Linked DNA regions of Homo sapiens: region 2 is linked to region 1. A link is an interaction called in ENCODE POLR2A ChIA-PET data of the cell type or tissue named here. Cell type or tissue: HCT116. All regions are shown on one strand. Each heading gives the region's core, and the rest is flanking DNA. Links, peaks and the distances in the headings are about the cores only.

What was found. Peaks named below come from ENCODE experiments on the same cell type or tissue, not always from the same donor. Only the 100,000 strongest peaks of a DNase experiment are listed, where the experiment ranks them.
Region 2: POLR2A ChIA-PET joins it to region 1 with 5 read pairs; 2 of 35 experiments call an interaction of 5 or more read pairs at or near these places.

What each region holds. Positions count from the first base shown.
Region 1 is chr17:40,900,687-40,906,070 of GRCh38, forward strand. All of the region lies in intron 1 of LOC105371777 (a long non-coding RNA gene), which reads left to right. Among named protein-coding and RNA genes, the nearest start is that of KRT20, 18 kb to the left of the region's middle. In HCT116, for the core only: no CTCF peak of the experiment used is centred there; DNase peaks (open chromatin) are centred at 1,505, 2,745 and 3,075; H3K4me3 peaks cover 1,078 bases; H3K27ac peaks cover 4,804 bases.
Region 2 is chr17:41,182,186-41,187,569 of GRCh38, forward strand. KRTAP4-1 (keratin associated protein 4-1) reads right to left here and starts at 2,726. Exons shown (of 1, transcript NM_001386841.1): 1 at 1,915-2,726. The coding sequence starts at 2,669. The coding sequence ends at 2,229. It also overlaps the pseudogene KRTAP4-17P. In HCT116, for the core only: no CTCF peak of the experiment used is centred there; no DNase peak of the experiment used is centred there.

The sequences.
Region 1 (5,384 bases), core at 92-5,091:
GACAAGCCACATTTCGAGGACTCAATAGGTACCTGTGGTTAGTGTCTACCTTAAGGGACAGGGTAGTTCTAGAGCTCTGCTACTCAAAGTATGGTCCTTGGCCTCACAGTTTCACAGTGTAGATATGCCCTCTGTCCCTTCCACTCCTCCTAAATTGGAATTTGCATTGTAACAAGATCCATGGTGAGCCCTCAGAGTTTGAGAGGGGCTGTCTGATGACTTGAAAATCTCATTTGAGGAAACTGCACACCCTCCCTTCTAGTCATATTTGTGCAGTACATTTCCTCATCATAGATTAGGTAAACCATCTTATCATAGTCGGACCAAAGGTAGAGTTCAGTTTAGCCCTTGTTGGAACCAGTGGGATCTAGTTGGGTTTTTCTTAGTCGGAAGGTTGAGCTATTTGGCAGAAAATGAAGGAGAGACAGGACAAAGATGAGATACGAGTGTTTATTCAACCACAGAACAAATGACATCACCATTGTCATTGGAGCTCTTCTTTTCTGACATATGTTTTGAAAGGGAGAAAGGAGTGAAGAAGGGAAGAGAGTGAGAGCTTCCAAATTCATGGGGTTTTCGTTATGTCAGAGTTCTTCCCCTAGGGTTAGCCTCATGAGCACGTGAGCTTGGAAGGGCCTGGCACTTGGATTAATGCTCTGCTGTTGCAGTGTTGAAATTCTTGACAATTGGGTCCGGCATGCCTGCTTTATACCGAGCCCTGAAAATTATGTAGCTTGTCCTGCCTCCCCTAAATGTCCACTTACTATCCACCTGCAGGTGTAAGAGTCACACTGGATTAGGTAGGTTTTGGGAGGCATTTTCTCTTTATGTGTGTGTATGTATGTGTGGGTATATATTATATATGTGGTGGGTGTATATATACACATATGTATGTATATATGTGTTCACAACATTATGATATAAAGGATATGTGCTGGGCCAGGTACGGTGGCTCACGCCTGTAATCCCAGCACTTTCGGAGGCTGAGGCGGGCGGATCACGAGGTCAGGAGTTCGAGATCAGCCTGACCAACATGGTGAAACCCCATCTCTACTAAAAATACAAAAATTAGCCAAATGTGGTAGCACGTGCCTGTATTCCCAACTACTTGGAAGGCTGAGGTAGGAGAATTGCTTGAGGTGGAGGTTGCTGTGAGCGAAGATCAAGCCACTGCACTCCAGCCTGGGCAACAGGGAGAGACTCCATCTCAAAAAAAAAAAAAAAAAAGGGATATGTCCCGGATCAGCTGGATCAGGTAGGTTTGGGAGGTGTTTTCTCTTTCACTTCCCCATCACCACAATCTCTTTATAGCTTAAGAAATAAAAAAGAGATAACACAGGCCTTTGGGAGAATCGAGATCAATAATGCATTAGATAATGGTGTTCTGAGGCAGGATTTCAATGAAAGGCTAAGTGCTGTAACTATGTAACAAAACACCAGCACAGGACAAAGAGTAGGTTTCTCAATCAACAAGGATAAACAGCCCCACCCTCCCAACCTTGTCTCCAGGTTTACAATTATCTGCAGTGTTTGAATAGAGCTCAGAGATCTCTGGGCAGTGACAATGAGTCAGCTGGGCCCATTCATGTTGGAAGTTTTATATGGGTGAAAGTTAAAAATGTTAACTTGTTTCTATGTTGTAAAAATGTTAAACAAAGAATAAAAGTATATTCTCAAGATGACTCATGAGGAAAAAAGAAAGTATATTAGTAGTTTCAGAGCTCAGACCTGAATCAAATGCCTGAATCAAATCAAAAACTACTCAAAGCTTTGAGACCTAAGAAAGTCACTTTCTTTTAATACTAATGGACTTGGTATAATTTGTAATGCCTGCAGCTCAGAGTTTAGGCGGAGAGTCAGCCACATTGGCTTCACCTGGGGGCTGATTACAGATCTCAGGCCACCCCCACACCCCACACCCATCGCCACCACTGACCTGCTGAATAAGGATCTGTATTTTATCAAGATCTACAGGTGATCTGTGTGCCTATTAGAGTTTAAGAAGTGCTGTAATGTTGCACTCAGCAACTACTTATCTTGGCGGTGGTGGGAAGGGAGGAGGGAAATCTAACCCCTTCACAGGTGCATCAACTTAGTGCCTAAGACTTCTTGAAGCATTATGGGAAAGCGAGGGTTCTCAAAGTGTGGGCTTCAGACTGGCAGCATCAGCAGCACCCAGGAGCTTGTGGCAGTGCAAATTCCCAGACTCTGATTATCTGGCTCAGAAACTCTGGGAGTGGGACCCCACAATCTGTGGCTCCATCTTAGCAAGTCTTTCCAGTGCTTCGGATGCATGGTAAAGTTGGAGAACCATGGCTGTAAAGTATCAGTAGTCGAGGAGCAGGAAGATATTTCCACTGGTTGTACATTTTAGTTTAGAATGCTTGATCTTGTCAAGCGGAGCCCCACATTGAATCACATGTTTCATAAGGCAGTAATTCTAACTTTGAAAGAAGTCACGATGCTCTGACTAATTTGAAATTTATTTTTATTTCTGAGGGAGATTTGGACATGGAAAGGGATGGCAAGAAGTGAAATGGTTGAAAAAATAAAGAGTATGACATGATCTGGCAATTATTAACCTGGGGAAGTGAAGAGTGAAAGAAGAAGCAATCGAGCCACATGTTATCTCTGTAAATGGTGAAGTGACTCACCCTAGGGCTCACCAGGAACAGGAAGATGTCGTTTCTTTCTTGCCTCCAAGTGGCAAGCAGGGACTGTGTGTCCTTCATTCATAGCTGCTTGAGAATCAATTACAATAGGTGGGATGCTGTGATAGCCAATAGGGTTCAGAAATCAAGACACAGTCCATGATTCCGAGGAGGCGGCAGCCTAGCCGGAGACGGTGACTAATCGGGAATTATATATAATGTTCACGAAAAGATTTGTGGATATAGAGGAAGGATCCCCAAGTAAAGCTGGGTGGGAGGGAGTCATTGAAGTTTTCCTGAAAGTGCAGAGTTTGAGGGAGAGTCCAAGCTGGAAAAGCACAGGGACATGGAGGTGGCCCACGCATCCCTAAAGTGCAGCGATGAGTAACTGGTGGATAAGTCACAGCCCATAAATCTCAGAATTCATCCATTCACTCCACAAATATTTACTCAGTACCTGCTGAGGGCCTGGCACTGTTCTAGGCCATGAGGATACTTCCGTGAGCAAGACAAACACAAATTCCTGCTGACAAGGCTTCATTCTAGCAAAGGGATATAAACCCCATACAGATAATATATATGTAAATTATAAGACAATGTGATGTAATCACACTGGAAAGGTAGAGAAATGGCAACCGGAGGTGTGAGATGGTGTAAGAATCCTGTGATGCCATCTTCTACAATGGGGATTTAGGTCTTTAATGTCTTCTTTTTTTTTTTTTTTTTTTTTTTGAGACGGAGTCTCGCTCTGTCGCCCAGGCTGGAGTGCGGTGGCGTGATCTCGGCTCACTGCAAGCTCCACCTCCTGGGTTCACGCCATTCTCCTGCCTCAGCCTCCCGAGTAGCTGGGACTACAGGTGCCCATCACCTCGCCCGGCTAATTTTTTTTTGTATATTTAGTAGAGACGGGGCTTCACCGTGTTAGCCAGGATGGTCTCCAACTCCTGACCTCGTGATCCGCCCACCTCGGCCTCCCAAAGTGCTGGGATTACAGGCGTGAGCCACCGTGCCCGGTCTTTAACGTCTTAAGTTGATAAAACAAGAAATAGCAGTGTAAGCATATTCCTTAGAGATATGCAGGTTAATACCAGAAACAATAGCTAAAAGATTTCAGAGAGAAACATTCAGGAGTGGGGACACCAGGGGCTGCTATTTTTTACTATGAACCTTGTATAGTATATGATGTATTCATTCATTCACTCACGCATTCATTCATGAATTCACAAGTCTGTGTGAATATCAGTGTGTGCAAGGTTTTGTTGCAGATGCTGGGGATACAGTAGTTAAAAAAACACAAACGTTTCTGCCCTGGCGGAACTTAGATTCAGGGGTGGGAGCTAGAGGTGAAGGGAGTAGGTCAGAGGAGAAAAAGGAAGGGTGGGGAGGGCTGGGAAAGTTGCCCTTGTGTGTAGAGAGATGAGAATGGGCCTCCCTGTGAGAGTGGTATTTGAATGACAGCAGGAAGAAAAGAGCCATATGGCAGCTCAGGTGCAAAGGTCTATAGCAGTTTAGGTGTGAGTGTGGGTGGAGCAGTGGGGATGTGGGGGTGCTCAGGGATGGAAGGGAGGGTGGTGGAAAGGACCTCAGCAATTCGGAGGTGAATGGTGAGGGATGTGGATGCCATCATCCAGCAAGGAACCTGCCTTTTACTCTGTGATATGAGAAGCCACCGAACTTTGGCGATGGAGTAATTCCTTATATCTTTAAAAAGAGGCACAAAGACCACACCTCATAAATACTGACATCATATTAACAGAATAGATAATACACCACTTTTTCAAATGTATCTTTTTTTCTTTTAATCGCTGAGAGGGAAAAGTAGTATCAGTGGCAGCACACACACACACACACACACACACACACGGAAGAAATGGAAATAAAAGCTAAAGAACAAACTAGTAATGATTCGGAGTGAGACCCCTAACACCTCCCGAATGGGGGCAAGAAGCTCAGGACTCTGGTAGCCCAGGCAGAGTCTGAGTAACTGGCGTTGCCTCTCTTCATGCATCTACCTGATCCACCTGTCCTTCTACCCACCCCTCTGATCCCTAGGAATTCTGAGAGCCTGGTATCACCCAGGTACAAGATGAAGAAGTCTATTGTCCCCTAGAGGGTAAATGGCAAGAGGTGCAGTTTAGGAGGATTCTCAGTCTGGGAGGAGAAGCTAGCTGAGAGCTTGCCACAGATGTAAGCAGGAACGCCCGGCTGAAGTGGGAACGAGGCAGAGGCTGGAAGACACAGCAGAGTGCTGTGCAACAGATGCCGCCTGGCAGACATGGTGCTCTCATCACAAGAGACTGTTATTTGGTACTGAAGTAGCCTTCACATTCCATAGAAAAATGTCTTTCTATTTTTTATATTATACTTTAAGTTCTGGGGTACAGGTGCAGAACATCCAGGTTTGTTACATAGGTATTGATGCGCCATGGTGGTTTGCTGCACGCATCAGCCTGTCATCTACATTAGATATTTGTCCTAATGCTCTCCTCCCACAGCCCTCCACGCCCCGACAGTCCCCAGTATGTGATGCGCCTCCCACCCCCCGTGTCCATGTGTTCTCACTGTTCAACCCCAACTTATGAGAGAGAACACACGGTGTCTGGTTTTCTGTCCTTGTGTTAGTTTGCTGAGAATGATGCTTTCCAGCATCATCTATGTCCCTGCAAAGGACATGAACTCATCCTTTTTTATGACGGCATAGTATTCCATTGTGTATCTGTGCCACATTTTCTT
Region 2 (5,384 bases), core at 307-5,306, 280 kb after region 1:
GGTCAGGAGATCGAGACCATCCTGGCTAACACGGTGAAACCCTGTCTCTACTAAAAATACAAAAATTTAGCCGGGCACGGTGGTGGGTGCCTGTAGTCCCAGCTACTCAGGAGGCTGAGGCAGGAGAATGGCGTGAACCCGGGAGGCAGAGATTTCAGTGAGCCAAGATCGCGCCACTGCACTCCAGCCTGGGCGACACAGTGAGACTCCATCTCAAAAAAAAAAAAAAAAGAATGTGACTTTCTTTATGACACTAATGTTATATTGCTCTACTGATATGATAATGTACTTTAATTTTTGCCATTTTCTTCTTCGTCCTTGTCTAAATTTTGCTTCTAACTAAAGTCCTTAACTCTTGGGCCTATTGATATTATTTGGTTATGGAATGGAAATTATCTCAAAGACATGAGAAACTGTGATAAGTTTGAACTTCCAAAAGGGAAAGTAGTTGCTAAAGAGCAGAGGAAACAACCAGATGGCTGCCTTGGAGCTAGGCTGCCTTGGGTAAAACATTCACTTGTCATGGGGAGATGAGAGGCTGCTGTAAACATGGTGACACACGCTATAAAGACAAAACAGATAACATTTCTTGACAATTTGCTTTGCCTATCCCAGACAAGTGTGGACAGTAATTGGTATTTAGGTATAAATTATACCAATGAAAATGAGAAATCTACCAGTATTTCTCGCTTTACCTTCCTGCTGTCTACCCATCAGCTGAGTGGCACCCCCATCATTTGCAATGACCTTCCACTGCATCTGTGCTTCACCTTGACAGCCTTGGCATTACTGCTTACTGCACTCCTGCCCATATTTTCTGATCCTTCATGATTATTATCATTATTGAAAAGAATATTATTTCCCCATTTTAGAACATCTATAATTTTTTTGGTCCTTTCCTGAGGATAATTTTTATTCTATTAAATCCTGTATTTTGCTCAAGTATATTTTTTTTTCATGTGGAAGTGACATCAGGCAGAATAAGCAAAGCCATGTGGCTACAGGAGACATATGGTTTGCTTGTCTGAATATGACCAAGTTTACCTGAGATACAAGAAAGCTGTAGAGTCTAAGCATATCCCGAGAGTGCATTCTTAGCTCACAGCTTAAAATTACAGCCTGAGTCCTTCTCTTTTACAACTCTATCATTGCCTACCATTCAAACCCTTACCCAACTCCTCCCTGACTCTTCCCCAAAGAGGATATTCCCTTGTCCTTGTGTGGCTCCATCTTTGACTAAGAGCTTTCTCATTTGCCTATGACTTTTAGTATAGTACCATTAACATAGAGGTGATGGGATGAGGCCAGTGAGGTTTAACTTCCACCAAATTTGGTCAACACCAACTGTTTCTTAGCTCATCTCAGTCTTGTCCTCATAAGAATGTAAACATTTTCCTATATTTTCCTCCTCTTCATTTCATGGGTCTGTGACCTGCACATCTTCCCTGTACCAACTTAACTCATTCTATTATTAAATGTGTGTATATGTATATTCCTAATGTCTTACTCTTCCCCAAGACAGAAAGTTCTCCTCTGATCAGTACTACCCAGCACAATCTATCTACTTTGCTCTTTCCTCTTATTTCCAAGATTAGACGGTGAGCTCCTTTTAGGAAGCTCCTGTGCCTCACATATCTTGATGTGATCTCCAGAGCCCAACAGTGCAATGAACATGACAGATGATCAATAATTTCATTGACTGAATAAGAAACTTTTGTTAGTTAAATACAGCGAGTTATCTTATTTTGAAAAATTTATGAAGTCCTTTCTATAATATAAGCATTACATTATATTTACAAAATCAGTTTTCTTTCCTGGTCGTGGTAACCCAAATTTGTCTTTATCTTGAGAGAAGTAATGCTAAAAAATAAACTGACAACTAATTCTCAAAAAAATTGAAAAAAGAGAAAAGAATTACTGATATTAAGATAATATTTATTGAAGAACAGTTAATATGTAATTTTGAAGGTCAAATCAAGCATAACAGTCAGAAACTTAGAGGCTTAGTCTAACTGCATCATGCATCTGAGGTCTGAATGCTGCTGGGAAGAGATCCATGGGAAAAATGAGTGGTATTAAATGTAGATGGATGCCCTTTCACCAGTTACTTAGTGGAATAACAGGATAATAAAGCTGATGGCCATTTAACACATGGACAAGTTGATATAAATGACACTTTCATATCATGGGATGGTGACTGGCTCATGGTTGATAGTCCAATATGAGGTTCAACAAGAGGATCCACAGCAGCTGGGGCGGCAGCAAGTTGCACGGCAGCAGGTGGTCTGACAGCAGAGTGGACGGCAGCAGCTGGACACACCACAGCTGGGGCGGCAGGTGGTCTGACAACAGAGTGGACGGCAGCAGCTGGACATACCACAGCTGGGGTGGCAGGTGGTCTGACAGCAGAGTGGGCGGCAGCAGCTGGACACACCACAGCTGGGGCGGCAGGTGGTCTGACAACAGACTGGGTGGCAGCAGCTGGGGCGACAGCAAGTGGTCTGGCAGCAGGTAGTCTGAGAGCAGGATGGGCGGCAGCAGCTGGATACAACACAGCTGGGGCAGCAACAGGTGGTCTGGCAGCAGCTGGGGCGGCAGCAGGTCTCTTGGCAGAGGCCTTGATCACAGCCCTGGTCAGAGCAGACAGAGCCACAACAAGAGTTAACCATGGTGTCAGAGGGTGGAGGTTCTAGGTAGGTTTCCAAGACAGTGAGTTTTTCGAATGTGGGAATCTCCTTATCCCATGTCCACTTTTATACTCAGCTGAGGAGCTGTTGTCACCACATAAAAGCTATTTCCTTGTTATTGTTTATCTTAATAGATAGGCAATTATCAAGTTAGCTAATTGTGGGAAAATATCTGTATAAAAGGTGGAATGCACTTTTATTCTTTCTCTGTGTTAGAGTTTAGCCAATCCAGTCTTTCCTCCTCCTCTTGTCTTCAGTTAATTTAGTGTGTCATTTAATTTCAAAGACTTGTAATCTTACTCATCCAGTCGATTGTCAGGTGACAGATCACTTGGAACTCAGCATTCTGTGTGTCATCCTGAAAACTGTGTGTCTCACAGCAGTCCTCAAATGGGATGATGTTTCTTGTTTTCTGAAGATTCTTCTGAGAAAAATAAACTGTGAAACAACTAGAAGAAAACAGCAGAAATTGTCTTAAAATATTAGAAGTGGAGTGGATTTTCTAATACAGAAAAACTTAACAACAATGAAGAAAAAGATTGAAAAAAATTTACAACAGAAAAAAACTCAAATGCCTGATTGAAAAACAAGAAGGCTAAAGAGTAAGCTGAAAATAAATAATAATACCTTAACCAATCTACAAATAAATGAGCTAATTTTCTTAATCCATGAATACCTCTTACAACCCAATGAGAAAAACAACAACAACAACAACCAAACAGAAAATTGAGTAAAGGATATTAACAGTGATTTCACTAAAAAAAGAAATTTAAGTGCCTTTTGAGCTTCTGAAAGATGTTTAGTCTCACTCATAATTTAAGGTATTTTAATTGAACAACTTATTCACTCATCAAACCATCTACCGAATACCTACTGTGTGCCAGGTTCTACTGCATGCTCTCGGGATATGGCAGTGAATACTTGCTATTTGTAATGACAAATGTAAAATATTTAAGTTTAAAAACTTTAATAAATTGGTGAAATTATAAAGACATTGACATTTTAATACACAGTTGGCAGGGATCTAAATTGAGGCAACTTCTTTAGATGGTAATTAACAGAATCTGAAATTTAACAGTATCTTAAATTAATTTAGCATATTTTGAAATGTGCGTGTGTTTTGATTGAGCCTTTTCACTTCTAGAAATGTATTCAACAGATGCACCTATACATACCTTCCAAGATGTAAGTTCAAGGGTATTCTTTGCAACATTGTTTGCAAGAATAAAGCCTGATTTTAAATTCTATTGTGTTTACGGAGGGGAAAGCCCTTGATGTAGGCAACACACACTAGTGCTCAGAGGCAGTGAAGCATCACTTTCTTTTTATCACCAAAGAAACCTCTTTGACCTATTCTTGCAATTTTTCTATAAGTGCAAGACGACATTAATTTTTAAAAAAAGAAATTAAGAATGTTATCTCTTTAGGCCATCCCTATCCCATGCAGACACCTACTTTCTATTTAGACTGAGTTATTCAGGAAGGAGGGAAGAGGGGATGGAAGGAAGGATACAAGAACATATTTAGAATATATTTTTATGGACATATTTTATGACTATTTGGGGTATATATAAAAATTATGAAAATTCAGTTCGTTAGGCATAAAATGGCATAAAAATATCCATTGTGTCTAAGTTGATAATGATTTTACTCAAATTCTCCATATCTTTGTTTACTTTTCTTCTTCAAATGACCGTTTTTGAAATAGTATGTTTAAAGCCTCTGCTATGATTGCAGTTTTATCACCTTCCTGTCTATTTATAACAGGTTTTTTTCTTTGCACTTAGTTTGAATGTAGCCCAACTTCTTATGACAACAAGAATATTAATATTTTTGCAGACATAATTAATGTATCATAAGGAAGTCACTATCAAGGTCAAAGCAAGTGCAGGTATCATAGGCTTGGGATTCTGGTCTAACTGAGCCACAGTTCTATGGTCACTTGTTTGTTTAGAAATAGCCCTCTCTGTCTGAAGGCAGGGGAGACAGCTTAGAGATAACCCTTCTCCTTAAAACAAGTATGTTTTCAACATGGTAGTTGACTCAGGCTGGTGGTCAGGAATGAAATTCAACAACAGGATCCACAGATTGGTGGTCTGGCAGCAGACTGGATGGTAGCAACTGAACTCACAGAAGCTGCGGCAGCAGCAAGCGGTCTTGCAGCAGGTGGTCTGGCAGCAGCTGGGATGGCAGCAGATCTCTTGGCAGAGGTCTTAACCACACCTCTGGTGACAGCAGAAGGAGCTGCAGCAGGAGCTGACCATGGTGTCAGAAGGTGGAGGTTCTGGGTGTGGGTTTTCAGTGGCATAAGGTACTAGAGTTCATAAGCCTTCTTCCTTCCAAGTTTCCTTCTCTACCCTGCTGAGGACTTGCCATCACCATGACCTGGGTTATTTCCTTGCTATTGTTTATCTTACCTGAAGAGAAATGATCAGATATTCTGATTGAAGCATGACATTGTAGCAGTTAGCCTTGGTTTTTAAAATGGATGCTAAGGTAATTTCCATTTAATCAGTTATTTATCCCTAAAAGCACCATTTTTCTTCCTTTTTTGTTTTAGCATCATCTCATCCATTCCTTCATATACTTTTCAGAGTGTGTCATTTGATATTCTGAGCACAGGACGAGTCATTCTTTTGTTCCAACCATTTAATTTACTGTTCCTGAATGAGCTGCATAGCCACAGTCCCTTCAATT